Regions from separate parts of the Mus musculus genome. Here all the other regions are linked to region 4. The links are chromatin loops, found by intact Hi-C in ENCODE. Cell type or tissue: heart. All regions are shown on one strand. Region 1 has its middle 16 kb from the start of Gm38811. Region 2 has its middle 64 kb from the start of Gm38811. Region 3 overlaps Snx10 (sorting nexin 10). Region 4 overlaps Skap2 (src family associated phosphoprotein 2). Region 5 has its middle 84 kb from the start of Gm38811.

Region 1 (5,000 bases), 130 kb after region 4:
ATATGTGTGTATATAGATGCATGCATATACATGTGTACATAGACCAGAAGGCAGTATCAGGTGTCTTTTATTTCATCTTTAATCCTGTGTTTGCATGTGAGTATGTGCATGTGAGTGCAGGTGCCCTCAGAGGCCAGCGGCATCAGATGCCTCTGGAACTGGTGTTATAGGCAGTTCTGAGCCACCCAAAATGGATGCTAGACATGAGACCTGTGTCCTCTGTAAGAGCAACGAGTGTTCATAACATCAGAGCCATCTCTGCGGTCCTCCATCTTATTTTTGCGACAGGATCCCTCACTAACTTTGGAACTCACCCACCCATCAAGATGCCCTTTTGTCTCTGCTACCCAGTGAGATTACAGGAACACAGCATGCCTTAGGCCTAGCTTCTTACATGGACACTGGGTATCAAGCTCATATCCTCATGCTTGCCTGGCAGACACTTTATCCACTGAGCCCCTGTTGATGTTACTAATACTCAGTAAGAGAAAATGAGGGCCCCTGTTTGTGACAGGTATTAAAGGCAGACCTCACCAGACTGGCCATAAAAGGCTGCCTTCTCCCTTGCTTCCCAGGGTGGTAGAGCCAGCCAATCTCCAACCCATGTGACTGCACTTCCATCCAAGACAATTTGAATTAATTTTGTGCATGAAATTTGGTGGGGTGCAGTGCCAAATATTTAACTGAAATCAAGATGCAAACTTCCCTCGATCCACTCAGTTCTGTAAATCCTGTCAAAAATGAAACCAAAGCCATTAGGCGTGCCTGCCAACTCGGGCCCTCTCTGCCCCAGCTGCTCATCGTTCTAGGTTCCTTTCCTCCTGGCGTGTCCCCCCAGCCCTGTGGTATTTGTTCTGGTATATTTATGGGTCTCCAGGCAGGACCTTTGTGCTGTTAGCTCTACTGATGTTGCCAAGTCTAAGATCCCTTTTAGGGACTGGTTTTATTTAAAGAGCACCCCATTAATGGGTTTAATGGCCTTTCAATCACTTAGCATGCATTGTCAATGAGATAGAATCGATTTTCTGAGGATTCTGGTTCTGGGGGGAAAACAAACAGCCCTAGCTTCCGACTGCAATGTGGCCAGTGAACAGACGATGAAGAACTGAGCTGCAGCCGGGATGCCAAGCATCTCATGAGGCAACCAGGCAGCAAGCTGGGCATGCTAGACCCTGAGACACTCTGCCTGGCATCTTTAGAAGAGTCCCACTGTCCATTCACAGGAGACCTGATCCAAACCTAATACATTATTTTTGGGGGGAGCGATGTATGTTTCTTGTGATAGTTTATCAAATCCTCAGGCTCATAGCTATAGCCCTGGTATAGCTCATAGCCCAGGGTCTCCAGACATGAACTTAGAAAAGCATCATTTTCATTATGCAAGGCTTCACAGATCAGAACCCTCACACATGCTTGCACTTTTGGGGAGCACTGAATTCCACCCTTGAATTGATGATAGCGTTTGTCCAAGTGACTCTGGGGCTCCGAATGGTGGGGATCCCGGCAGGGACATGGGAAAGGTGAAAAGTACAGTGTCTGTGACACTCGGGGTTTGACTTGTCAAAGTTAGGGGATCTTTTCATTGTTGCTAAGCAAAGCATGCCTCTTCCTGCTCTCCGACAATCAGCTTCCGGTTAATCCCTGTCCTCTTCCTTGTCCTTAAGCGTCCTTCCAGAGCCCCAGACTGAGTCCTCACCCCACCACTGACCCTGTAGGCATTCCTTGGCACTCAGTGTCCAGACTCCTCTCTGGGAAGGTGTGTACTGATTGTCAGTTCTGACCTCCCTTCCCAGAGAAGGAGAGGCTAAGGAGACAGGTCCCTTCTGACAGGAAAACCTTTCTCCTCGAGCTGAACTTACTGTGTCTTCTATTCTGTCTCACTCACCTTTCCTAAGGTATGCAAAACAGACCCAGTCATGTCCAGTTCAAAATAATACCGAGAGCACCTGTCACCTGCAAAGTGTCCATCCTGTGTCAAATGCCTAGAACCCCCCCCCCCCGTCTCTCCCCTCTGTTGTCTTATAAAAATACCTCCGGAGATAGAGAAAAGGATACCGTGAGGTTAAACAATTTCCTGAGGTCCCACACTAGCTCTGGGCTAGTATTTTGTGTCTGTTTTTATTTTTAAATCCTAACCTGGTATTATTACTAATGATGATAGCTTAAAGATAAGACTGAATGTCAGATATATGAACCACCCAAGGTTCCCCAGCTTATCAGTGTCAAGGCAAGCATCTGAGACCAGCTGATGTCTGTGCTTAGATCACAATACCAATGTCACCTCCCAAGGCCTGTGGTTCCCCCATTGCACCAAAGCTCTTCTGTCTTCTCCTAAGCAATTTGGAAAGTGTCCCATAAGTTTCTCCAAAACAGTGGTTGGAAAAGGAACGGAAGAGATGCCAGGCGGAGCCGTCTCCACGCGCCCCTGCCTTGAACTGGAAGCTCATTTGCATTTGTCCTTCTGCAATCATTTCCAATTCCCAAGCAGAACACAATTTAACTGCAAAATTTGCCTTAACTAGGCAGCTGTCTGCCGCAGTCAGGCACCAGGCTCAGGTGCGGCTCCCAGTAGGCACTCCTGAAGCAGTGTGCCAGCCTCTGTAAAGCAATACAAAGTCACCTCGGAGAAATGAGACACCACTTGGATGAGACACGCGCTCCTGGGCCTGCTCATTGTCAGTTCAGAGTGGTGCAGTGGGTGCCAATCACGGCTCAATTACTCCCAGACTTGCCTGCTAAAGGTGTCCCTGTCATTTAGGGGAGCTGGTTCACGGCCAGCTACCACATGTCCATGTGTCAGGTGCCAGAAGGGTTACCTGAGATATTGTGTTGGAAGGGAACAGGTTCGGATTTACTTGGACTCTCTCCATGATGCCACCAGTCCATCAAAAGGAAGGATCCCAAGAGCCAAAAGGGCAGACAGTAGAACTCAACACCATCGGATAATGTTTACGACATTATACTAAAGGCTTAAAGGTAGGACAATACCTCTTCTCCTCTGACCCAGCATTAGACAGGGGTAGGGGGACTAATTGTGGTAAGCAAGGCAGGTGCCCTTAGAAAAGGACAAGCAAGCCCAAGGTTGTCTGCTCAGAGGCCTCAGCTGACACGGGAGCAGGAGAAAGACTACAGAAAGTAGCAAAGAAGAGTACAATACTGCGGTGTCTAATCTGTGAGGTAAAGGAAATTACAAAGATGTCCTAGAGGAGGAGAAGAGGGAGAAGGTGAAAATAACCCTGGGTCTCAGGGTACCCCGGTGCCAGTGAGATGGTACCAGTATCCAGTGAGACCAAGAAGAGATTCAGGAGAATATCCAGGTGATTGACAGATAGGCAGAGCACATTAGGCAATGATGTCAGGAAAGGGCACAGTGAGCTTCGGTCAAGGAGACAGGATGACAGCGAGGAAGAGTTGATATTGGTGACTCTTCCCTGGAGATGTTTGGGAGGGTGAGGCTGGTGTCGCAAGAGAAAGCCTGACAGAAGATGTATTTAGGGGCTAAGGACAGCGTGCTCTGAGTCCAAGGAAAGCTGAGGGGGGACACAAAGGGGAATGTGTTCCTGATGGGACAAGACTCCAAGGCAGTAAGAGAGGCTGGGGATACAGCAGGTCATATTCACAGTGGAAAGACAGAGAAGCCCTCAAGCAAGACAGGAGCAAGCAAAGAGATAGGGAACCACTGCAGCCATCTAGAGATGGAGATGCAGATGAGGAAAGAGCTCCCAACCGGCCCCTTGACATTGCCAGTGGGTCACCAAGGAACTGATGTGCCCTCTAAATAGTGTGAGGCCATTCTAAAACAGTTATCTTTTTTTATAACTGGACGGATACTGTCTTAGTCACTGCTCGGGTGCTGTGAAGAGACAGCATGACCAAGGCAATTCTTTAAGAAGAAAACATTGAAGTGGGTGCCTGATCGCCACTTCAGAAGTTCAGTCCGTTATGAATGTGGCAGGGAGCCTGGTGTCACACAGGCAGACGTGCTGCTGAAGCAGTGGCTGAGAGTCACATCCTGACCCACAGGGGTGGTGGTTTAAAGATGCTTGCCCCTTAAGTGAGGAGATGTGGCCTTGTTGCAGTAGGTGTGGCCTTGTTGGAGGAAGTGTTGAAGTAGGTGTGGCCTTGTTGGAGGAAGTGTCACTGTGGAAGTGGGCTTTGAGGTCTCCTATGGCTCAGGCTCCATCCAGGGCAGAAGAGCCTCCTCCTAGCTGCCCGAAGAAAACAGTCTCCTGCTGGCTGCCCTCGGATCAAGATGTAGAACCCTCAGCTCCTTCTCCGGCACCATGTCTGCCTGGATGCTGCCATGCATTCTGCCATGATGATAATGGACTGAGGCTCTGAAAGTGTAAGCCAGCCCCAGTTAAATGTTGTCCTTTATAAAAGGTGCCTTGATCATTTTGTCTCTTCCCAGCAAGGGAACTATAACTAAGAGAAGGCAGAGAGAGAGAGACTGTGGGCTTGGAATGGACTTTTGAAACCTCAAAGCCCACCCCCACTGACACACTTCCTCCAACAAGGCCAGGCCTCCTAATTCAACTAACCCTTCCAAATAGTGCCACTCCCTGGTGACCAAGCCCTGAAATGTGTAAGTCAATGAGGAGCAACTTTACTCAAATCCCCACAGAGATGCTAACGGAGGCAGCACGAGAGTCATGCCATTCAATTTTCATCTAGACATTTTTCATGTGTTCTTTTGGGGTTTTGTTTGATTGATTGATTGATTGATAATTTGTTCTTGGTCTATCTTGTCTTCACTTCTCCCCCTGACAACCTTCATCTCAAAGGTTTGGCTTCTCTCTTAACCATCGGCTCCACAGCCCATGGGCCTACACAAACATTCCAACGACAACCTGGTCTTCCTCTCTGATGTTGCACTCCCTTCAACCCTCCCCCACATCCCACCCCCCATCCCCCACTCCCACACCCGCATCTTCACATTGATACTGTGCTCTCAAACCCAGCACCAGATCTGAGCTTCAGTAAGGTGAGAACTCAGTTCA
Region 2 (5,000 bases), 84 kb after region 4:
ATGTCTGTAGTTTATTTCAAGCCATAAGCTTGTCTTGTATCAAGTGGTTCTCGATATGTGACAGCCTTCTCTGTCATGAGGTGGCATCTGAGCCACAGAGCTCCCCTCCCCCAACCACATGCATTCTCAGACTGAGCATTGGAGAACAAGGTGAACATTGTGACATTGGGTCCAACCCTTGCTCTAGTACATCTTAGTCATGTGGCCAGTCTCATCTGAGAGATGAGAATTATTATAGTGGATACCTTGTAACAGAGAAGCAAACGACATCTCCAGAAGCAATCTAAAGAAACAATGAGAGGGTTGGAGAGATTGCTCAGTGGTTAAGAACACTGTCTTTTCTTACAGAGGTCCTGAGTTCAAATCTCAGCAGCCACATCGTGACTCATGACCATCTACATCTGATGCTCTCTTCTGGCATGCAGGTGTACATGTAGATAGAGCACTTATGCATGAAAACAAATATTTAAGACAAAAAAGAAAGAAACAATGAAAGCAGAGGAAAATTAATTCAAATGTAGAAGCCACACACACACACACACACACACACACACACACACACAGACACACCATCTCACAGACATGAGCAAGAAGCCTATTGAACTTGGAGTCCACAGGCCCAGACCTCTACTGAGAGTAATAGAAAATAATCAAAATTATAGATCATGTTAATAAGAGGTCACTTTGGAACCCTGAGGACTGTTATAGTTATCGTTGATTTAAGCTAGTGGGAGGATTGTAAAGAAAGTCTGCCTTTGGTCCTAAAGTCCTAGCTTTCCTTGGGTAATTATCAAGAAATACTGCAGTGCACAGAGCCCCGGCTCCCTGTGACCTTCCCTGGCTGCAGATGCACATCTGGGCCAATCAAAGCCAGTGACTATATTCAGTAAAAGCTGATATAATGGAGGTTTTCTACTGATTAGAGGTCCGGTCCCCCACATGAGGGCTATAACCACATTCCTTAGCACTGGGTACTATTTCAAAATCCATTTTGCTTTACCCAAATCACATCTCTAAAACTGGCAGTTCTAATTACTGTGCTTTGAGGCAAACAACACAGCACATGACAAACAGCATTGGGTCCAACCCTTGCTCTAGTACATCTTAGTCATGTGGCCAGTCTCATCTGAGAGATGAGAATTATTATAGTGGATACCTTGTAACAGAGAAGCAACCGACGTAGAATTTCTACCTCTCAGCCTCATGCTCCCAGAAATAAGACTCAGACTCAAAATATATTTACAAATACCTTGGCCATATAGCTAGGCCTGTCTCTGACTAGATGATAACTGAATCTAACCTGTTTATTCTGATCTACATTCTGCCACATGACTGGTTACCTGTGCTCAGGTATCTGTGCCTATATCATCACATCTTCCCAGGTTAATCTCCCACACCTGGCACTGTCCCAGAATCCTTTCTCCTCCTGGATGTCCCACCTCCTATTTCCTGCCTAACCCCATAGGCCATCAGATTTTTTATTGACAGGTGCCACATGCATCCAGACACATGATATTCTCGCTACAAAATGGCTTCTGGTGACATCCTTGGTGGAGGGCCTGGCATGTAGTCGGTGTCCCAACAAATGGATGAGGTGAGCGGGAGCTACTCGTATGGGCATTACACAGATGAAGACACCTGAGGGAGGCAGCCCAGGGAGGGGGGCTTTGATCTGGATGCTCAGTTAAGGAAATTCAGTCCATCATGGTCAGAGTACCTCTACTCACAGCCATAGGAACTTACCAAAAGGTTTGGTACGTGGTGACAACCAGAAAGCAGACAACAAAGACCAGAAGCAATGAACTTCCTCCATCAGCCTTGCCTCCTAAAGCGGTGCCAGCAGCTGGAGGTGTTCAAGCCCGTGAGCGAGCACAGAGTGGACAGTTCCCACTCAAACCATTTCCCCAAATTCCTATGTGGAAGCCAAGCCCACAGTGTAGCTCTGTGGGCCCTTCAAAAGGGGATTAAGGTTGGCAATAGGGATAAGATAATAATAGTTCAACAGGAGGACCAGTGTCCTTTTAAGAAGCGGGAGTGATGCCCGTGGTCCATTTGTACAGAGGGAAGGCCACCTGAAGGCCCTATGGGAAGGTGGGTAATCATGAGCCAATGGGAGGGATCTCACGACAGACCTTCCGGGGTGAATTCCAACTTAGAGTTGTTTTGGATTGCGACATCTCCAGGTCGGTTAAAAGCCTTTTGAAGAGCCATAGAAATAACCATGGTTCACAGACTGGAGACCAGAGCAGGCCCGGCTGTGTCACGTGCGTGTGTTCTCATTCCCTTCCAGTTGTTTCCACAAAAGGCGTCACACTGGGAAAGGCAGGTGACTTGGTCAAGCTGCTGGAACGCAGAGAGCAGCCAGAGTAATCGCTTTTCTGAGTGTGCAGTGTCTCCATGCACATGAGGCCATGTGGACTGTTTATCCTGGTTTCGAGAATAACAATAAACTGAGCACCTATGTGCCTGCTGTCTCATCTAAAAAGTATCATTAGCAGATGGTTCCGTGGTTACAAGCACAGACTGCTCTTGCAGAGGGCCAGAGTTCCATTCCCAGCATCCACTTATCTGTTCAAAATAATCTACTGTAATTCCAGTTCTAGTGGGGAAATCTAGTGCCCTCTTCTGGGCACCTGGAGCAGTACATGTACATGGTGCACTCACATGCAGGCAAAACACCCATACGTAAAACAGAAATAAACCTTACAAAACCATAGTACTAGCAATTCCAAGCTGCCTGGGGGCTGAGCCAGGATCACACCCTGTTCCCTGCTGCTCCAAGCAAGCACTTACTGCAAGCTTGGCGTTAAGCCATTCTAGACTTTACCTAAAGTTGCCTGCATCTGCATGTGTGCGGTCATGGTTTTCTTGGCCAGCTTCGTTAAGGCTCACTCTTGGCTGTGGCCGATGGCGTGCACGTCTCTGCTGTACCCCTTGAAACAAATATCACACTTGCCACCAGTCCAGTGTTCCAGTGTCTGTCTGACTTCCAGGTCTGTGTTCCTGCGAACATCATCGTACATGGAAATGTATGCAGCAAGCACTTGATAACTTGGCTGGTCTTCCTATTTGGAGCAATTTTAGAGGTGTATTTAAGTCCTTTCCTATCAAAGTGATCATGAGCATTTGGGCCTTTAATATCTCATTATGATAACTTACAGTAAGAGTATTGACTAAAATGCATTTGGGGAGTGACTGTTCCCAGTTTCTTATTTGTCTCTGAGTTTGGTTTGCTTCTTATTTACTGTTTTAGTGCGATCTGCCTTTATCTCCATTAGCACCATAACAACGAGAGCATACTGCCTTGCCTGCTTGTCTTCTTTTCTCTGTGTTCTGTGTTCGTCTTGATCTCCCTCTCTACTGCTATGTTGGCATGTGGTTTCTCCCTCAAGGATGTGTCAGAAGCTATGTCTTCAGTGTGGTAAAATGAGGGGTGGGGCCTTTAAGGGGTGGAGTCTAGGGTGAGGTCATCAGATCGCTGGGCACTTGCTTCCCAGAGAGTCTTAACATAATTCTCCTAACCCAGATGCCCCTCAACAGAGGAATGGATACAGAAAATGTGGTACATCTACACAATGGAGTACTACTCAGCTATTAAAAAGAATGAATTTATGAAATTCCTAGCCAAATGGATGGACCTGGAGGGCATCATCCTGAGTGAGGTAACACATTCACAAAGGAACTCACACAATATGTACTCACTGATAAGTGGATATTAGCCCAAAACCTAAGATACCCAAGATATAAGATACAATTTCCTAAACACATGAAACTCAAGAAAAATGAAGACTGAAGTGTGAACACTATGCCCCTCCTTAGAAGTGGGAACAAAACACCCTTGGAAGGAGTTACAGAGACAAAGTTTGGAGCTGAGATAAAAGGATGGACCATGTAGACACTAGCATATCCGGGGATCCATCCCATAATCAGCTTCCAAATGCTGACACCATTGCATACACTAGCAAGATTATGCTGAAAGGACCCTGATATAGCTGTCTCTTGTCAGAGTATGCCTGGGCCTAGCAAACATAGAAGTGGATGCTCACAGTCGGCTATTGGATGGATCACATGGCCCCCAATGAAGGAGCTAGAGAAAGTACCAAAGAAGCTAAAGGGATCTGCAACCCTATAGGTGGAACAACATTATGAACTAACCAGTACCCCGGAGCTCTTGACTCTAGCTGCATATGCATCAAAAGATGGCCTAGTCGGCCATCACTGGAAAGAGAGGCCCATTGGACACACAAACTTTATATGCCCCAGTACAGGGGAACGCCAGGGCCATAAAAGGGGAGTGGGTGGGTAGGGGAGAGGGGGTGGGTGGCTATGGGGGACTTTTGGTATAGCATTGCAAATGTAAATGAGCGAAATACCTAATAAAAAATGGAAAAAAAAAATAAAAAAAATAAAATAAATAAAATAAAATAAAATAAAAAAACATAATTCTCCTAGTATCCCAGCCTGTCTTGGCTCCCTGTCTTACAAAAAGATCTTCCTTTTCTGTAGTTTCTGCCCTGGTGTGGTGTAAATCACATCAATGGAGACCCTAAGACACCTAACAATAACAGAAGTGACCAATACAGCGGCAAGCCTCCGACACTTACCCATGGTGATGTTTCAAGACAAATGATAAATAATAGTGATCCAGTGAGTGAATGAATGAATGAATGAATGAATGAACTATTGAAGCCGAAGGACTGTGTGGCTATCTCAGTCATGTGGTGCTAGATCTCCATGAGGTAATGGTTCCACCTGTGTAGGTGGTGTTAAATTCAACCCTCTACTTCAGTTACATGCAGGCATTTGGATGTCTGGATTAAGTAAGCCAACTGACTGATTCTTGCTTAAAGTTTTTCCTATTAACTGAAGCTCTCGGAGGACACCATGGAGGAGCAATGGGGTGGCCCATTGGCCGCCCTGAGGTGGGGTTGCCAGTGGAATTCCCACAGACATTGTAGGTTTACAGCGAAGGAATTATTTCATTCTCCCACTCCAGGTTC
Region 3 (5,000 bases), 270 kb after region 4:
GAAGGCAGGCAGCCCTTACAAACTGTACTACTGATCTCTTTAGGGAACTTCGCCCCGATGCTGGGCTCTGCCCGCTAACGGCATGAAATCACATGTTAACTTTTACTCAATTATTTGGAATCTTAGGTGAGAAAAAACACAAAGCTAATGGCTGAAGACATCTGCTAAAAGAATAACTTCAAGGACATTTCTTCAATTAAACCATCTGTGAAGACCGTGTGGATTAATTACGGGAATATTTTGCTTACATGGTTATAAAAATTTATTCTACTTTTAAAAATTTACGACCAATAGCACGCCAGTGCGGCCGTTCTTTATTGGACAGGCTGTCACAAAACATCCAAACTTTCAACTATCATTAAAAGGATATGTAAAGTCCAATACACTCCCCAGCACACTCTACACCTTAAACCTTGACTGGTGCACTGTGTATGTAAGTACCAGTTGACAAGGGCTCCTCTGAGGTGACTTTCCTAATACCTAAAGCTGACTAGAAACTTCTGTAAAATCTTCAGCAGCAAGGCGTCTCTATATTGCCAAAACGGTAACCAGGTAGCCAGGTAACCTGCTCCCAAGGCATTTTCCCCAGTAGGCCAAGTTGGTGCTAAGGACACACTAGTTGGCCAACAGGACAGACTGAAGCTTGTTATAAAGAGAGCACACATTTCCACTAACACACCAGAACCAGATGGAGGATTAAAAACAAACCCTGCAGCAGGAATCTAGCCTGGTCCAATCCATGTCATCAGCTGCATGTCTGGTTTTTCTGGAGTGTCACAGAACAGGAAATCGGGTCAAAGTATCCCATCACACTTCAGTGAAAACTGGCTTCAGATCCTCTAAGCAAATGTTCTTGATATGTAATAATTAAGTCTCTATTCTATTAACAGTTCAGTGGTGGTGTTACAAGAGATACTAGAACCACAAAGTACAAAGTGAAGGCAAGACAGTACCACCCGCAGGTCACTTTGCCTGACGTGGGATTTTCTCATACACAGACTATGAAAACTAGAGCATACATTTCAGGCCAAATGAGCCTTGCCTTGTATCCTGCACGTTTAAACAAGTTACTAGAAAAGTGAGTCTCCTCTGGTCGTGAACAGCAATTTCGATAAATACCAAGCGCATCGCGGTACCACGTCTTTCTCTTCCACAGAACACAATTAGTTCTTGAAGAAGGCAGATGTCTACAAACATGCAAAATCCAGCCATCCCCTTTGCTTCAACAGACTTACGAAGTAGTCTGACGGGAAGGGGGAACAAAAGTACTGTGCTTTGCCAAGAGAAAATCTCAGCAAAGAATCTAAGTGCTCAAATCTGTGTGCCCTCTGCCCTGGTTCTCCCAGAACACGGCCCTGTTGCACGATACAGGTGCATTTGCCACATACTAAGCCTCTGCCCTAAAATCTATCTTCCTCATTTACAAATGCTTTCTAATCATGTCCCAAATAACTCAACTTAGGAGAGAGTTTTACAGCAACAAGCCCCTGATATGAACTCGGACCCCGCTGTGACGTCCAAGCCCCGAGTGTTTCCTGTGGCCGCCTGTTGGTAGCTACCCACTAGCCACAGGACAAATGGCTGTTCATAGGATTGTACATACGGCTTTGTTTCTGTTGGAAATGTGTTTTATTTTCTCTATAAAATAATGGGTGATCTTTAAAATTGATTTTAGATGGTTTGAGGCATTACAGCACAGAAGTAATGTACGCTAATGGCAACGATATTGGACACAAATTCATTTCAGCTTTATTTCATGTCTAAAGCAATTCTACTGAGCCTTGAATGGCTCACGTGCTGTTATTAACTCGCTGGGTACCTAACACATGGGTACCGCAAACAAAAGTGATCAGAGTCCAGGCTGATGGAGACCTCAAGGCTACTGTCCCTTTTCTTCTGCTATAATTCAATTTCCAATTTGACTCTACATTAGGCTCCTCCGGTCCCAGTTTTCTGCTGAATACTGCCACCTGGAGGACACAGGGGGAAGAACCGAGAGAGCGCTTCCATAGGAAGAAAGAAAAATACTCCAGATGACCTGTCTGAATACTCATATTCACAGCGCCCTGAGAGAGTGCAAAACCAGCTTGCCTGCCAAGCGTGGTTTTATTTTTTTTAACTCTTGCATCTTGGTGGCTAAATTTAGGCCACCAGGTCTTCACGGGTATGAATTTGAAAGCAACAAAGAAAAAACTACTTTAGGATATATTCGTGTTTTCATTTTACGGTCAGAAAGTTTACAATATAAAATTTATAATATAAGTCTTTAGAGACCAGAGTGGTGTTTACAGATCTATAATCCCAGCTCTTGGGAAACTGAGGCAGGAGAATCAAGTTCCAGGCTAGCCAGAACAACACTGTGGGGCCATCTCAAATAACAATGACGACAACAACAATAATAAATATTTTTAATGTTAAAAATGTGACCTTTGGGAAGGCCGGAGGGCACCGGTGCCTCCTCTGAGTGACACTGCTTTGCCAGTGTCGTGCCCACAACCGTAACAGAAGAAAGAGCCTTTGTTCTCTGTAGTCATATCTGTGCCACATTTTCCCCAAAAAGCCTAACAGTGGAAAATCAACTTCAACCCATAAAGACTGCTTTGTAAAACAATCAATCAACTGTAGTTGATAGACGCCTCCATAACAATAAATGCATAGGCTGGGTTTGGTGGGGCATGCTTTTAAACACATCACTTAGGACGCAGAGGCAGGCAGAGTTCTGTGAGTTCAAGGACAGCTTGGTCTACATAGTGAGTTCTAGGGCAACCTGGCCTACATAGCAAGACCATCTCTAAATAAATAAATAAATAAATAAATAAATAAATGTAGTTATTGTCAAGCCTTTATACCAGGAGTTTCACAAATCAGCCTACAGAATTTAGAGGAATTTTTGAAAATATATTTACAATGCTAGTTAAAAGTTGCCACCCTCCCCACGGTAACTAAGGTAGACAAAACAAGGCCTGCTTTTCCTCCGAGTTGGACTCAGTAAAATCTAGTTTTCCTTCGTGGGATCTTATCAAGCGTGTCATAGAGTGATTCCATTGGAGAACAATGCAGTTTACAGAATCACTTAGTTCTACGGATGCCCTGCATCCGCTGCTCCCTATCCATACGGTACTCCCTATCCATATGGTGCTCCCTATCCATACGGTGCTCCCTATCCATATGGTGCTCCCTATTCATACGGTGCTCCCTATCCATACGGTGCTCCCTATCCGTATGGTGCTCCCTGCACACGTCTATGTAGAGTGGTTTGATGTTGAAAAAAGAAAGTTAGCTCAGCCTACCTAACTTCTCACCAAGAGAGAAATCATTTAAACCTCCAAATTTTCATTCAAAGATATCCATAATCTATGCTGTGGTGCCCTCTATTGAACATAAAGATTTATATATAAAAAATTGTGTGTGTGTGTGTGTGTGTGTGTGTGTGTGTGTGTGTTGTGGAGAGTGTCTCTCTCTGTGCGTTTCTGTGTGTGTGCCTGTGTGTATGTGTCTTTTGTTTAAAAAAAAAGCGTTCCCACCATAGTCAGCCGCGGTGGCGTACACTTAATAAAGCCAGCATCTGAGAGGTAGAAGCAGGAGGGTCAGAAGTCTGGGCTCATCCTCCATTACATAGGCAGTTCAAGGTTAGCCTGGGCTGTCCTGAAACAACAGAGAAGTGAATACAGATCATGTAAACTCACAGTCTAACTGTGGGTGATGTTTGCTATCACCAGGATGCATTCCGTATACAAGAGTTGGCTCCCGTTCATAGCAATTAAACCTAGGAAATTAGTAGGGCTTCTATCACAGTTGGAGACTTATGGGCTCCGATCTATAACTTTATGTCTCTGCTGCTATTATAAGCGCTTACGACTTATAATTAGGAGAACGACTACAAAAAGAAAATTACAGTCACGGGGGACAATGAATGTTTGAAAATTCACAGTCACGGTGACCAGTTCAGCTGGCAGTGGCCACTCTGCTGATCTTAAACACAGCAGTGCCCAGAACAGAGGACCTCTGCCTTCGCTACAGTCTGTACAGCCGAGACAACCCCACCCCACCCGCCAAGACTGTTAAGTACTGAAGCACCTACAACTTCAGGCCTGGACAAGATCAACACATGATCTTCTTTGACAGCCAATCAGAGAAACGAGTCTCCAATTCCTCCTCCGTAGTTGGCCTGAATATGCACTGTGCCTGTATCAAGTATATATTACTACACAAATGCCTTAAAATGAAATTTTCATTTCACATTATACACGCATACATATGCAGAGATATGTTGCTTTTGTGGAATTTTAACAACTTAAATATTTACATAAAAATCAAATTTAAATCTATGCTTATTATAGCCTGTAACTGGCATATGTCCTCTTTAATATTATTGATTCCAGAGGCCTCACACCAAATGAGGGATTGGCTGCAGCCCGATGACCCTACTTAATGGGGAAGCAGTCAGTGGCGCATAGGGGACACCACGGTGTGCTCAGGGACAGTGCTTAAGTGCTTCTCACCAGTCATGGATGGCTGTCACTCATGCCCAAACCAGACCAAACAGGAGGGCTGCACAAAGGAACGGGACGCAAAATTCACCTGTATCACTCAGCCACTGGGCCCAGTCCAAAGCCAAGTGGAACCATCATTTATTTACTCTGTGTGCCTGATTGGAGGCCGGGGGCGGGGGCAGGGGTGCCTGCCACAGGATGAAGCACGTAGACCGTCGGGGTTCCAGGGGTTCCAGAGACCCAACTCGCATCCTCACGATTGACTACATGCACCTGTACCTGTTTCTATTTCTATTTTTTCACTTTTAAACTAGATCTCTTCAGTTTATCTTTGTGTATGATGGAAATAAATGCTCACATGCCATACATAGTTGAGAGGACCATAAGAAACCTGCTCCATGATTTGATCCTAAGATGACAATCGATATCTAATTTTTTTAAGACTTGCTTATTTTTACTTCATGTGTAAGAGTGTTTGTCCTATATGTATGTGCGTGTACCATGTGC
Region 4 (5,000 bases):
TGGAAGATATTATTCTTGAAACTTGTAATTCATTTTACTTGTTTGTATCTCACTAAACATAAATAAATTTGAGATAAAAATACATTAGTCAATCTGGCAGACAGAGGCCGGTTAAGGAGGGTTCACAGTGCCTAAAGCAATGTTGTGTCTGTCAGTGGGGAATGGAGGAGAGAAGAGAGGGCCAGGTTTGTTTATCTCACATTGTAACGTGCAGAGCACCTCATCAGTCACTCTGTTCACAGATTAATATTCTGCCTTTCAAACTAGAGGACTTTCCTTTCCTCTTGATCTTCCACACTGCAAGCAAACCTAACAGAACCTTGACTTTAACATGCCTCCAAGTTTAGGCAGTCCAGGATCAGTAGAGAAACAGGAAAAGCTTTGGGATATTATTTTCAAAGACTCCACTTGTGAATTATTTTGTATTGGTATTAGTGAATTTTTAATTTTAGTATTTTCTTATTCTCCACTTTAATCATCTTTAAATGTACTAGATTTTCTGAAGAAGGGGTGCACCCTGAGTTCTAAGCCACTTAAGTTTAATCAGGACTTACTAGTTTGTTGTTGTGCCCTCCCATCCCCAAGAATGACTTTGGTCCTTGCTAGATAGATAATAAGCTTCCTGAAGGCACGTGCAACCCCTCTGGCTTCATGGCTTTAGCCTACGGCGCACGAGGCTGCACTGTGGAGAGAATGAGAGCCCCCGAAACTAGCTCCGGCTGTGCTCATTCTCCACATTCTTCTGCGAGTGACTGCTTCTGCACTCTGCCCAGTAATGAAAACGTTTTGTGTTGTACAGTAATTTAAATACTTGCCAACAGCAGTGGGTTTTGTTTGTTTGTTTTTTTTGTTGTTGTTTCTGTCTGTCTGTCTGTTGTTTTGTTTGTTTGGGGGTTTGTTATTTTTGTTTCTTTTTGTTTGGTTTGGTCTGGTTTGGTTTATTCAAAAACAAAAAGGATGGAAATGTTCCATTTGCAGCTCCAGCACTTGTAGCTTTCTTTATAAGGAATCATTTCTAAGAAGTTGCGTACAGACAGCACTGTGCTTGCCCCAACCTCGTGGCTAATCCTGCGTATTGTTTTCAATTAGGAATACAATAGATATGGCTGGTGGGTAGGAGAGATGAAGGGAGCCATTGGCTTGGTGCCTAAAGCCTACCTAATGGAGATGTATGATATTTGAGAGTCTGGGTAAGTACATTTTAATCCAATATTCTGTAATAGCTCTTATGTTCTCTTGCTCTCTTCCTTGTGTCTTTGCCTTTTTAAGTCTTTGTAGTTTTCTGATAACATAAGTATGGTGCCCCAAATCTGTTTTTATTTTTGTTTTATTTTGTTTTGCTTCAGCTTTAATTTTTAAAAATAACTCTAGAGAATTTACTTTGGAAGTGAACAGATTACTTAAAGTTCCTTTGATAATAACCAGCTGTGTTCGTAAACCTCCTCCTAGCTAGTAAAATGCCACTTTTATGGCCTTCCTGAGGAAATTAATTGAAAACCGTTGAGCAAATTTTCACTTTTGTTTGAGTAAAAATGTTTTTTCTTTCTAAGCAGGATAAATAAAGAGCATTTCTACTGAAGAAGAAAACTTAAATGTAGCTTTCTCTTTTTGCCTGCAGAGAAGTCTTGTGTCTGTCTGCAAGTGCCTTGGAACATGGAATGCCTGAGTGCCTGCTCGGAGCCACCTTCCTTTGGGTGAACATTCCTGCCTCAGCTGCCATTCGATGTAGTCACGCACTAAAGCACTCTGATGTCAGATTGAGCAGGCAGTGATGGGTTACATTAGATACAAGCAGTAGAGATAAGACCTGTTGCTGTTTTGCAAATAATAATTAGTTTTAATTTACCCGTTTGGTTTGTATGGTAGAATTCACTGTGATTGTACGTGAATCTTAGTCATTGAAGCGCCGGTGAGGGTTGCTGTTTCTCTTAGTCGCTGGGTGTAAGTTATTTTTAGAGTGCCACAAATAATTTCCTAGACTTTGTACATTTTGAGTCAATAATAAAGACTTCTTTAAAGCTGTAGAGATGACTTAGCCTGGTATTTTATTCTTCATAGAGTAATAACATGTTTTCATTAAAGAAGTTGTATAGACTCACGGGTTTACCTGCTGTAGGTAAGAAAGAATAAACCGGTGCTTGAATTACAGATAGAGGGAAAGTGGCAGCCTGCTGTCCGCTGGCGCACAGATCAAACCAGAGCCGGGTTGCTGAAAGCCCTTCAGTATCCTAATTTGATGATGGGCTTGCCAGTGTTTTCTAATATAATTTTATTTAAATTTAATGAAATCAAAGATTCATAAGAAAGCCCATTTACCATTAATACAATGGTATAAACAACTTGGGCATGTTTTCAGAGTCCGAGGCAGGCAGGTATTCGCTGACCTCTCTGACTCTATCACTGCACTATCACAATCCCACCGCTAAGTAGCAGTCCTGGCCGAAACTCCTGTGCGCTGCTCTGGACCAAACGGAAGAGACAGACTCTTGCGGGATGGCAGCAGTTGGCAGCCAGCAGTGAGTGAAGGGAAGGCTGACTTGCTCTCTGATACTGCTGTTGATGCATGGGTAAGGGTTGCAGAATCCTGACTCTTTCATATATAGTTAAAATTGGGGTGTTTTTAATCATCTCTAGAGACGGCAGGAGAGCCTTACTCTGTCTCAGATGCACCAGTGACTAGATATTTTGGAGTAAATGGGATCTACTATTGAATCATTCTAGTGCAGGTTCTAGCTTTTGCCTAATTTTGCAGGTCGGAATGCAAATGGGCTGATAATATTTTTTAAATCTCCACTATTTATGTAAAACTATATTTACAGGCAATAGTAGAGTGTTTATTTTACTGTTATACTATGTATGTTGTGATCACTCATTTTCCAAAGTCAAAGAAAAAAATCCTGTTTACCTATGTAGACATAGTTCAAGTTTTCAGAAATTACATTTGTACAGTTACTCATTTCCTACTAAAGTGTCATCTAAATAGGTTGAAATCATCTTGGCAAAAGTTAGACAGGCAGAAATTAATTCAGTGGTTCATCTTTCAGAGCCAGCATGGTTGAAAAGCCAAGCCTAGCCTATGGTTACGGGGTTGTGCCTTTAACCTAAGTGGCCAGCAGATGGCAGCAGCTTGTCGTTTGCACGTGGACCCACTTGGGAACCCCTCCCCCACCACAGCCGACTGAGAGGCCGTGTGATTTCCGTCTTCTTTTCCAGTTAATCCAGGAGAGGGAGTCCTTTGCCAACGGATGGCCCCCGTTTCCAGCACAGAGGCCGCTCTTCCCAGAGCCGTGTGTGGCCTTTGTTCTTTTCTAAACGTGAATATACATGGGAGATAGAAGACTGGAACCAAAGGCCTTTAAAATTGGGAAAGATGAGAAAACCTGCCACTCCCTGTGCTTTAAGTGCGCTTTCTGTTGAGTTGATAAACTCATCTTTGTGCTATGAAGAAGTTTCTCTCTACCCTTGACAGTACATCACATTCTCTTCAAGATCATAATAACATCATTAATGTGAATTTAAACAACAGGGCTTGTTAGAAAATATGCTAATTGTTATGTTCTCATTATGTTTGCCTAGCTTTTATTTGTTTTTCTATGAACAGTTAGAGAGCTAATTTTTCTGAAAGGTGATTGTAAGTCATATTTTATATAGCATTTTGCTTGATGGTTTGCTCTGTACTGAATTTGTACTCTGTTGCCATTAGATCTTACAATAATGTTCCACTCTGCAAATTTTTAAGGTTCAAATAAAGTTTAATTGTTTGCAAACTGTTATGATGCTAATAATTCAACAGCCTGCTGTGTTACTAATGAAATTACTTTGTTATGATTAATTTGGAGAATAGTGTGTTGATTGTAGTAATTAAGCACAACAAGGTGAAGTAAATGATGCTAATGCCATCTGGCCTCCAAACCGAATGAAGAAATGAAATAGGGCTGTCATTTGAATTTATTCAAAGAAGTAAGCATCGTGCACATGGCTCCCATGTCTGTGGGGTTTGCACTTAACCACCGCTCACCCCACCCCATTTTGACCACTTTTCGGCATATGACAGGTTTGTTTTTTGTTTTTTGTTTTTTTAATGAAAAATGGTGTTGGTTGTCCAGTAGTTGATGTGAATACTTGGTTTTAAACTGATTATTTTAACTGTAATTCAATTACAGATAATTACATACAGTACATAGGAGCGTAGCGAGGAGAATCACTTTGCAGCCATCTGTAGGTAAAGTCGGTACATGTGGGCCTTTTTATTTTCTGTCAGTGGAGAAACACTTTGGCCCTAGCCCTTCACAAGTAGCCCGGCTCCCTTTGCTTGTTTTAAAGTGTTTGTCTTTACTGGTGGAGTCTACTCTTGTTGCTTAGGTACAGCCATGAGATGTGGTACAGCCTGGAGCAGGGCAAATGGTCTCCAGTAAACACCTGTGAACTGCCTTGATACCCTACAGTAGGTCAAGACTTAAGATTTAAGAAGAGGGGAAAAAAAGAACTTGATCTTTGTACCCAGACAAACAAAAACCAAACAGCCACAATCCTTCGCAACCGGTCCTCTTTCCTGAGGCCTTAGCAGCTGGGCACCGGGTTTGTCGGTTACCGAGTGTAGCAAAAGTGTAGGTGACTGCAACATCAAGCTATAGCACTGTGCTTAGCCACGTGTTCAAGGTTATGTAACTTTTTCAAGTGAGAGGCACAGGTGGCTCAAGGAGCTTGGAGCAAGCATGTAGCTCCTCTTTCCGAGCACCCTAAGCTACCACTGCCTTCATTACCCTCAGGCAATGTCAGAGGAGCCAGCTCCCACCCTGTACCTTAGAAAAAAGCCCTGTAGAATTTCACCTTGGGTGGATCTGATAAGAATTTCAGAGTCAAGTGTGGTGGCATGTGGCTGTGATAGAGGCAAGAATATCAAAAGTCCCAGGCCAGTCTGGGCTACATAGTATCATCCTGTATTAAAGGGAATCAATAAAGGAAAAATCCTAAGAGGAAAAGTTTCACGGGTCCAATTA
Region 5 (5,000 bases), 64 kb after region 4:
TTTCCACCATGATGGGATGTTCTTTGAAACTGTGAGCCAAGATAAACACTTCTGTAAGTTACCTTTGTTTGAGTATTTTCATTATACCAACAGGAAAAGAGATATCAATATACCTATTTATTTATTACTTTTTCCAGTCTCCAAGATAGCCTGTGATGGTTTGAGTGATCAATGTCCCTCATAGTCTCAGAATTTTCACACTTAATCCCCCGATCAGTGGCACTGTTAGAGGAGGTTTAGGTGGCACAGTCTGGCTGGAGGAAATATGTCACTGGGAGTAGCAGTGGGAGTCAAAGACTCACCTACTTGGAACCCACTCTCTCTATGCTTGAGGTTCAAAATGCAAGCTCTCAGTCTCAACCCTGGCAGCTATGCTTGCTACTCGATGTATGCTGTCCCTAGTAAAATGGACTCTTAACCCTCTGGAAGCACAAGACAAAATAAACTTCTTTTCTTTTATGAGATGTCTTGGTCATGATGTTTTATTCCAGCAACAAAATAGAAACTAAGGCTCAACCTGTTATGGTGGTCCAGGCTGAACCGTGAGACCCACCGGCTCCTGTTTTAATCCCAGTTCTAACACTTTCTAACCACGTTTCCTTGGGCAAGTTATTTCCTGCATCTCAGGTTTCTTATTAATGAACTGATGGAGCTTCTCTGTAGGGTTGTTATGGGCACTAAAACAGACTACGTGGCTGAAAGCATGGGATGCAATCTCTCAAGGAGTCTGCTCCTTCTCCTGTGGCACTCTGGAAAGGCCACGAAAGTGGGATCAGACATTTGACATGCTCGGACAGCTGGAGACTAGAGGAAGGATCTTCAGAGTCTCTAAATCAACATTCTTCTCTACAGATGTGGAAACTGAGGCTCCATAGCAAGTGTGAAAGCTGGAAGCTACAGCAAGGTCATCAACTCCAAAATCTCTAGCCACATAAGCTCCAGCTAGGCAGGTAGCAGCACCATTGCTTAGTTGACAAATCCTTGGCAGAGCTATGTACTCCATACTCTTTTATAACACCACTGGGAAAGACAACAAACTCAGGACAAGGAAGACAAGTGTTATCCTTTGCATAAATTGAGATGTAGCTGACTCATTAGTACATGGGAGACAGGTAGAGGACATCATTCATACTGATTCCAGGTTGTCATAGACTGGTGGTAGGTGGCTGGAAGCTCCTCTGTAACACTTACAAATTTAACCTAAGTCACACCTCTCAAGGGCAGAGAAAAGAGGCATGATGGCTAACCATCGATTGAGCAGGATTTAGAATCACCGTGGTGATGAGTTTCTGGGCATGCCTGTGGAGGATTTTCCAGATTAGGTTAATTGAGGTGGAAAGACCCATGCTAAACATAGATGGCACTGCACTATGGGCTGGGGTCTTGGACTGAATAAAAGCCATCACTAATGGCCTTTAATTCCTGATTGTAAATGAAACACAACTGTGTCAAGCCTCTGCCACCACAATGTCCCCCCCATGATGAACTGTGCCCCAAATCCAAGTATGCATGTATGTGTATGTGAGCACACATGCACACATACACACTTATATCAAACACACACACATATATATAATTTAACTCAAATATATATGTATGTATGTATAAATGTGTATATGTCTATGCATACATGTGTGTATATATACATACACATTCCATCCTTTCTTTAAATTGGCTTTGTCAGGGGTATTTTGTCAGAGTGACAAGAAAACTAACAAGAGGGTTCATTTATTTTCCTGAAACTTTCACTTGAGCTCCCATCAGCAGAGAAGAAAAATACACTGATTCCCAATCCTGCTTATACTCAGTCCATTCAGTCCTTCAGCCCCCTTAGTGGAATCAAGCAAGGCTCTTTGATAATTCAGTTCTGTACTCCATAGCCCTCCTTCCTGGTACTTCTTAGTGTAATTGCTTGGCCTCTTCTGCTCCCATAGTGATGTCGTATCTCCTGGGAACTGTTGCTCCTGGTGGCAGTGGCAGCTGAAGTTCATGGATGGTGAATTTCTTGACCTAGGGCTTCCTGCCTGAGAGTGCTCTCTAGCGCCCCCTGGATGCTGACTCTGTACAGCTGGCTTTGACTCTGTCCGCTCTGCAGCTTGGATGTAGAGCTGGATGTCTATGTGGTATGGTGGACCTCAAGAGGTGAAAGAGACACCAGTAGCTGGGTGGCTTACTCAGAGAAATGTACTTCTGAGATTCTGAGAGCTAGAACAAGGTCTGGCCGGGTTAACATCTGGTGAGGGGTCTTGCTCTACATTGTAGACCACCTTCTTCTGCATCTTCAGATGACCCTCGTTTTTGTATGTTTCATTTCTCCCAACAGAAGGCCACCAGTTAAATCCTTATGACTACATTTAACTTTAATTATTTCCCAAATGCCTTATCTCCAAATATGATACTATTAAGTCTCTCTCTGTCTCTGTCTCTCTGTCTCTATGTGTCTCTGTGTGTCTGTTTCTCTATGTCTGTCTTATTCTGTCTCTTCTGTGAGCCTCTCTCTTTCTCTCTCTCTCTCTCTCTCTCTCTCTCTCTCTCTCTCTCTCTCTCTCTCTCTCTTCCTCTCTCTCCCTCCCTCCCTCCCTCCCTCTCTCTCTCTCTGCCTGGCTACCCTGTGAAGCCATGTTCCCAGGCAGAACTTAGAGGGAATTTCTTTCCAGTGTTTGAAATAAAGTAGATGGGACAATGGCCTCTCTTAGCCTAGATACTGTCTAGTTCAGGAAAGATGATAGGTATGTGGCTTGTAAATGAAGAAAAGAAACTAAGATGACATTTCTAACAGCAAAGCAGAACGCACGTGACTTGGGAGACCTGGGCTTTAATCTTTTAATGATTTTCTGTGTGACCCTAAAGTGACATAATTGCCTCTTGGGGGTTTGCTGGTGACTTGTTTCCTAAGGTGATTAAAAGGGGCCAGCAGAAGGCATGCTGGCAAAAGTCTTTTCTAGCAAACACAAAATGCTGTTAGGTGATTCAAATAAAAATGATGGAGATGAATGCATCACCTTTCAAAGGTCATAGCATCCATAGAGTAAGTCATGATCGCTAACAGCTGAAACCCCGGCTCCACATGGCATGCACGGCCGCTGGGAGGGAGACTGGGTCTCACCTTCTCGAGGTGGCTGAGGAGAAGCTTGGGGAAATGAGCCCAAATGAACAGAGATGGATTCTATAAAATTTAAGACAACACACCAAACATTCTACAGGAGCCTTCTGTGGCCGTTTGTCAAAGAGACGCAAACCCTTCAGGGCGTTCTCTTTAATATACTTTTAGTAAATGTTTTATTGTGTTGGATTATGGGAATTAGGGGAATGAAGGATCCATACAGTATTTTTCAAAAGCAATATTTTTAGAATCACAAATTATATTGAAATTTTTATACCAAGAAAATAAAAACAAAGATCAGAAGAACTAAAGAGCATTTATATATGTCTCTACAGAGATATATATGTATATTAGCAAATTGAAATATAGCAAAAACACACCAAACACCCCTGTAAAAGAGATGCAAATTATATTTTTGACACATTTTCAGCACAATCACCTAATACAATTTTCTTTTATAGGCAGAGGTAATAAATAGTGCGAATGTATATTTATGGTGTATTTGACAAATGCATTTGCTCTCAGTCGGGGGGAAAGCTCCAGCGGTTTTCCCGTTGAAATGCTTCTCATCTAGCTTGACTAAATTGCCCTCCTTTCTTCTGAATTCCTCACTGTGACCAACTTAGAGTGGGGAACACCTTTTGGTCTCTAAGCTCGAGGCATGCATGGGACATGACATTGGAACAAACCTGAGACTCGGGTGCTCCTCCATCCTAGGGGCTTCTCTCTTGTTCCACTGAGTCCACACTCAGAGAGAGAGAGAGAGAGAGAGAGAGAGAGAGAGAGAGAGAGGGAGAGGGAGAGGGAGAGGGAGAGGGAGAGAGAAAGAGAGAGAGAGAAAGAGAGAGAGAGAGAGAGAGAGAGAGAGAGAGAGAGAGAGAGAGGCAGGCCAAGGTCTACTCCTTCCCCACAAATCTTTCAGCCTCCAGGACAGGGCCTTGCCTTTCTGCAGGAGTGCATCTGGCTGTCTATGGAGTACACGGCGACAGACCAGTGTGCTCAGAGGGCATCTCTCCAGGATAAATGGGGCAGAGAATAACCTTTAGGTCCAGGTGAGCAATGAGCAAGCTCAGGAGCCTACCCTGTCAAGGAGAAGGTACTGGAAGGTAAGAAGAATGGAAAAATGACAACCTGGGACTTTGACCCTCAGCTAGAGAGCCCTACCCTCAGCCATTGGGGAAAGGCTTTTGGTGAATAGTCAGAGCAAGGGGAGGAGACAATCCATAGGAGCAGAGGGGTGGGGCTGTTGAGGACAAAAGATAACTGAGACATGGAAAAGTCACCTATGTACCTACAGGTATACATCTATGTACCTACAGGTGACCTACAAAGTCATCTATGTCCTCCTCTCCCGGTCTCAACATAGAGGGAGGGGCAGGCATAGATCAAGTCATTTCACAACAGAGACCTAGCCTTTCACTTCAACATGATAAAGTCATAGGGCTTCTGAAGATAGAGACTTCCAAGCTCCGAATACAATCTGCAAAAGGTCGTCAGAGAAATCAGAGGCCATCACTCTTGGTGTGACCTCTTTCCCTGCATGCTCTCTGTCTACCTGAGCTGTAGTTTGAAAAATCATGTTAGGAAGGACCAGGCGCTTCCTTCTTTTATATATGCGTTCTTCTCTCCAGGACTGAAAATGAGACCCAAGCCACCCCACCATGCTGCTGTGAGCATATATATTTCAATTTCTTTAAGCTTGGGTGACATCCTTGGATGAGGAACTCTAAGTACCAAGAATTATTGTTATTACTACATAGTTACTGCCTAGCATGCAGCGAATTACCCTGTCCTGCTGTGTAGAAGATGTATCGTGATGGGGAAGTGTGGAGAGAGGAGAGGCTTGGAGACTGCAGGAGGAAGCAGAACGAAGTGTGCTAAAGAACAGCAGGGACTG

What was found. Peaks named below come from ENCODE experiments on the same cell type or tissue, not always from the same donor. Only the 100,000 strongest peaks of a DNase experiment are listed, where the experiment ranks them.
Region 1: it touches region 4 in a loop (2.2-fold over the local background); 6 of 42 quality-filtered maps call a loop at or near these places.
Region 2: a loop joins it to region 4, with 2.1 times the contacts of the local background. A loop is called at or near these places in 3 of 42 quality-filtered maps.
Region 3: it touches region 4 in a loop (6-fold over the local background); 31 of 42 quality-filtered maps call a loop at or near these places.
Region 5: a loop joins it to region 4, with 4 times the contacts of the local background. A loop is called at or near these places in 3 of 42 quality-filtered maps.

Annotation. Positions count from the first base shown.
Region 1 is chr6:51,725,104-51,730,103 of GRCm38, reverse strand. No RefSeq gene overlaps it. Among named protein-coding and RNA genes, the nearest start is that of Gm38811, 16 kb to the right of the region's middle. In heart, no CTCF peak of the experiment used is centred here; no DNase peak of the experiment used is centred here.
Region 2 is chr6:51,772,606-51,777,605 of GRCm38, reverse strand. No RefSeq gene overlaps it. Among named protein-coding and RNA genes, the nearest start is that of Gm38811, 64 kb to the right of the region's middle. In heart, a CTCF peak has its summit at 2,629 (motif pointing left); no DNase peak of the experiment used is centred here.
Region 3 is chr6:51,583,136-51,588,135 of GRCm38, reverse strand. All of the region lies in intron 5 of Snx10 (sorting nexin 10), which reads right to left. Among named protein-coding and RNA genes, the nearest start is that of Snx10, 62 kb to the right of the region's middle. In heart, a CTCF peak has its summit at 1,972 (motif pointing left); no DNase peak of the experiment used is centred here.
Region 4 is chr6:51,856,189-51,861,188 of GRCm38, reverse strand. It overlaps Skap2 (src family associated phosphoprotein 2), which reads left to right. Exons shown (of 13, transcript NM_018773.2): 12 at 1,090-1,190; 13 at 1,619-2,024. The coding sequence ends at 1,182. Among named protein-coding and RNA genes, the nearest start is that of Gm38811, 150 kb to the right of the region's middle. RefSeq lists an enhancer at 2,575-3,954. In heart, a CTCF peak has its summit at 3,119 (motif pointing right); a DNase peak (open chromatin) is centred at 3,118; H3K27ac peaks cover 343 bases.
Region 5 is chr6:51,792,551-51,797,550 of GRCm38, reverse strand. No RefSeq gene overlaps it. Among named protein-coding and RNA genes, the nearest start is that of Gm38811, 84 kb to the right of the region's middle. In heart, a CTCF peak has its summit at 2,045; no DNase peak of the experiment used is centred here; H3K27me3 peaks cover 499 bases.